Regions from separate parts of the Mus musculus genome. Here region 2 is linked to region 1. Evidence: chromatin loops called from intact Hi-C (ENCODE). Cell type or tissue: left cerebral cortex. All regions are shown on one strand.

The links. Peaks named below come from ENCODE experiments on the same cell type or tissue, not always from the same donor. Only the 100,000 strongest peaks of a DNase experiment are listed, where the experiment ranks them.
Region 2: a loop joins it to region 1, with 2.1 times the contacts of the local background. A loop is called at or near these places in 1 of 42 quality-filtered maps.

The regions. Positions count from the first base shown.
Region 1 is chr8:127,137,970-127,140,469 of GRCm38, reverse strand. All of the region lies in intron 1 of Pard3 (par-3 family cell polarity regulator), which reads right to left. Among named protein-coding and RNA genes, the nearest start is that of Pard3, 75 kb to the right of the region's middle. In left cerebral cortex, a CTCF peak has its summit at 1,130 (motif pointing right); a DNase peak (open chromatin) is centred at 1,125.
Region 2 is chr8:127,081,609-127,084,108 of GRCm38, reverse strand. The region is part of intron 1 of Pard3 (par-3 family cell polarity regulator); the gene reads right to left. Among named protein-coding and RNA genes, the nearest start is that of Pard3, 19 kb to the right of the region's middle. In left cerebral cortex, no CTCF peak of the experiment used is centred here; a DNase peak (open chromatin) is centred at 1,436.

The DNA of each region.
Region 1 (2,500 bases):
TCATAGTCTTAGCACACAGGAGACTGAGACAGATCTGCTGTAGGTCTGAGGCTGGCGTGGCTGCAGAGAGAGTGTCAGAGTAATCAGGACTACATAACAAGACCCTTATCTCAAAAAACCAAATGGATAAAAAGAAGAACATTGGGCCCAGAATCTGATGTCTAAGCCAGGACTTGTCACTCATTAGGAATCATGGCAGCCAAAGATTAATACTTCAAAGTGTCTGATATTGTTACTGGGTAAAGTGCTTCACACACACGCACACACACACACACACACACACACACACACACAGGAGGACCTAACTTAGACAAATCCTAGGAAAACAGAGAGAGCATGGTGACACATGGTGGGCAATGCCTACAAACCCATTGCTAGGAAACAAACAGGAGCAGCTTCAGAACTAACTGGCTAAAAATCAGCAATTCCCTGGCTAAATAAGATACGCTGTCTCAAAAGACAGGGATTATTGGCACCAGAGGAACAGCTCATGTACATGTGTGCACACCCAGACACAAACACATACAGAGAGAGAGAGAGACAGAGACAGACAGAGACAGACAGACAGACAGACAGCGCCTGGTATAACAATACATGCTTAAAAACTTCATATCATTCTTGCTACCTTGTACCTTATAGGCACATAACCCCTCTGGTTTTTGTTATGAGCTCTCCAGATTTTCCAGGCAGTGCCTGTCTTAACTTCACAAGCATCTTTCAGTTTGGTTTGCTTGTGATTTCAAATTATGTCCTAAAAAAAAATCAAAATGTTATTAGATATTAATCAGAACACAGTAATTAATCTCAGCTTCCTTTCATCAGAAAATGTTTAGATTTCCATTTTCACAGCTAGTTCCCATGTAGAGAAAAATGAAAATCCAACCACTTCGTAAATCTTGTATCATCCTGATACGCTGTGCTTTAAAATAAACTGGAGTATTGATTAGAGAGAGACAGACAAGCCTGGGGCTGCAGGTTTGGTTACCACCTTAAGCAGCTACTTCCTTTCTAGGTGACGCAGGAGAAAGCCTGGGGCTGTGCTCAGGCTGCAGCAACCCCTTGGCTAAGTTCCTGCTCCAACTTTACTTTGGAGACAGTTCTCTCACTAGTGTCCAAACCCAAGCCACCAGCAGATGGTGCTCTCTGAGCATAAGCAGATGAGTCCCACTCTGCAGAAAAAAGAAAGCCAAAAGGTCATGACTGCATTCAAAGACTTTAACCTGAAGTGTGAATGACTGAAGTATTCAGGAGAAAATAATTAAGCAATGTTAAGCTTTTATAAACCTAGTAATACTATTTAAGTTTTCCTAGGTAAATATTTTAAGGTTAAAAAAAATTAATGCATTGTAGTGGGAAATTACATCATGAGCTATGGTTTTTCTCTCTGCAATCACCATGTTTGGGGGGGGGGGGGTGGCTCAGACAATACCTCCATGTGTAAAGTGTTTGCAATGCAAGCGTAAGGACCTGAGTTCGGATCCCTCGAGCCTACATAAGCACTGGGCATATGTAAACAGGCACTAGAAGGCAGAAACAGGAAATCATAGTGGGGGGGGGGGGGTGCGGGGAATGGGTATCTGGACACCGGCTGAGATGACCAGGCTCAGTGAGAAACCCTGACTCAGAATCCGAAGGCTGGTAAGAGGGTGCAGGGTGACAGGAAAGAGCTGACTCCTGCTGCCAACTCCTCTGGTTGCCATACACTCATGTTGAGCATACATGTGTTCAAGCACACAACTAGCAGTGACCAAGGTAAAGTGGACAGCGATAAAGGTCAACCTTACACACACACATACACAACTTTCCAACTCATGTTAACTTTAAGCAGCTTGCCCATCCCCCATTCTCCTGTCTGTTTCCTTCCACTCCTCTGACACCTCACCTTACTGAAGAAGTCTGTTTTCTTTGCAGTACTGAAGTGGAGCCCAGACTCCAGGAGCCAGACAAGAATTGCTACCACTCAGCTCCATCCTGATTTTGTTGACTGTTGCTTCTTTTAAATGCTCATTCATTTCTAAATTTGTCAGGAAAAAAAGAATTCTAAGTCTTCCAATGGCTTTCTAAACTTCCCAGTAAAGTATTAAATTATATGTAATTGGGTATCCTGTCCCTGATCCCCATCAAATATTCAAACAATCTGATCATCACTACAGTAAACAGAGTGCACACACCCAAAAAGAAACAAAACAAAACACAGAAACGTTAACAAAATGTTTACTAATCAACTGGGTCCGTTTTCATAAAGCAGGAATCTGAATCTTAGGCACACCACATGAATTTGCACATTTATTATGTGTAATTTCAAGACAAAAGATAGAAAGGAGTACTGTTAATGGTCTGCTTCCCACGAGCAATCCCACACACGCTGCTGGGAGAGTTCTGTGTCACCTTGACACAAGCTAGAGTCATCTCAGAGGACAAGCCTCAGTGGAGAAGATGCCTCTGTAAGGCTATAGCTAAACCTGCAGGATGCTTTCTTAATTAATGATTGATAGGGGAG
Region 2 (2,500 bases), 56 kb after region 1:
TCAAGGTAGCCTGAAACTTGCTATGTCACCCAGGCTGGCCTCAAACCCACAATCCCTCTACCTCAGCATTCCAACCACTCCTATTATAGGCTTGTACCACCATGCCCAGCTCTGAGGACAAAATATGAAAACATCCTTACCCGTGAGATGGATCAGCAGGTTGCAGCACTTGTCACACAAGCCTGAAAATCTTACTATGCTCCATCCCTGGGGATGCATGGTCAGAGGGCAGAAACAACTGAAAACAGTCCTCTGACCCACAGACACAAATTAAACAAAGACACACATGCACACATATACACATGTACCAGGCAAGTATGCACGCACATCATGTGTATTGTAAAAATAGGAAATAAACTAAATTTCCAATAATGGGTAACTTTTTTTTTGTATCTACACAGTGAAACGTTACACAGTCTTTTAAATTTTTCCTCAAAAATATTAAAGGATGTGGGCAAAATGCTAATATGTTAAGGAGAGTAAACTGAAAGACTTACACAGGTGCTGTGCCATCAATTATTTTAATAATCGTGTGTGGGGCTGGGAGTATAAATGGACAAGGGAAGTGTTCAGCGAGCACAGAGCTGGGGGTTCTAACCCTAGCATCCTGCACACAGCCACAAACACACAAACTTCAGGTATCTACACACAAGCACACAAAGAGACAGAAAAGATACAGTTTCTGAAACTTTAAATTACCTGAGTGGTAGGGGTATTCATGCTTTATTGTCCTCTAAAATTATCTGGATGTCCTCATGTCATGCAATATATATTAGCTTTATTATAAGAAATACATGGGTTGAAGAGGTGACTCAATGGTTCAGAGCACTGGCTGGTTTTTACAGAGGACCCAGGTTTGGTTCCTAGCATCCACATGGTGGCTTTACAACCACCTATAACTACAGTTCTGGAGTATGCAATGCTTTCTCCTTACTCCTTCAGGCTACTGCACACACATGGTGCATACACATGGTACACACACATGCAAACACAAAATAATTAATAATAATATTTTCTTCAAAAGTATCAGGTATGGTTGCTCACATCAGTGCCTTTGGCACAATCCTGGGCTCTAGAGTGCTAAACTGATAACGCTGAAGATGGAATGTGCAGCTACGGGCTGCAACCAAGCTTGTCCAATCCCACATAGGCTACCAAGGAATCTGGAAATTACTTTATTATAGATGCATGTGTTCTCAAGGGCTGCATCAATGAGCTCCGAGGCCTGAAATCCAGTGTGGGCACCCACCCACTTCCACACCATAACAGAATAGAATTCTCATTCAAATAACAAAATCCAATAAAACAAATTGTAGAGTGCATTTGTTTAAAGGAAACACCACTTCTGTGTTGTCTTCCACTTCTGTGCCAGCACTAATTTACCAATCAGTCAGGTCCCTGAGGAGGCTTGCATAGTAATGATTCTCCATAAACAAGGGAGAAGAAGATGCTGGCATCTTTCCACCGCCAACGGCACAGAGCACCAACTCAAAACCAGAGGATGAAAATCTGGACAATGCAGCCTCCAACCTCAGCTATGGATCCTGTCCTCATCCTGATTTCAATACCCTACTCACTGCTATCACAGTCAGCCAGAAATCCTACATCACAGTGGCCAAAGCAAAAAACACAGGCATCAGAGAAGGGAAAGAGTATGCATTCTTTCAGGTGAAGCAGGGTGAAGAGTTATAACAGAGTTAACAAAAAACAATGAAAAGTTGGAAAGTTCTGTTGCAAACCTCACACACACACACACACACTCACACATGCACACACATGCACACTCACGCACACACTCACACATGCACACACTTATGCACACACATGAAGACACACAGACACATATACACACTCACACATGCACACACATATACACATGAAGACACACATACACACACTTGTGCACTTGTGCACATACTTGTGCACACATGTACACACTTATGTACACACATGAAGACACACATATACGCATATGCACGCACACATATACACACATGCACATACATATACACACATGCACACACTCACACATGTACACACTCATGCACACACATGCACACAGACATTCCAGGAAATTCTAAATATCTCAATTTGATTTTTTTTTAACATTTATGAGTCTAACAAAAACTGAGTACAATTCTGTAGCCCACAGCGTTACACAACAGAGTCAATGATTACCTCAGAGACACTTGAAAGCCTGTGACTATCAAACAAGTCCGTCAGCAGTGGGAAATGGATTGGTAATAACATGGTGTCTCACAACCATCAGAGCCCCTACAACATACACGTACACACTCAAACATGCACACACATGGAGGTCAGCCCGTGCAGATCTCTGCTTAAAGGTGAATACACAGAAGCAATGTTGTGATCTCCTTGGAAAGAAATGAGGCAGGCTACCTATGGAGGTGGGTCAGGACAGTCACACATACCATAGTTCATTCTTAGGGTTCCAGTGGCTACATGATAACTCCTCTAACTCAAGAGCTCACAGGCACCA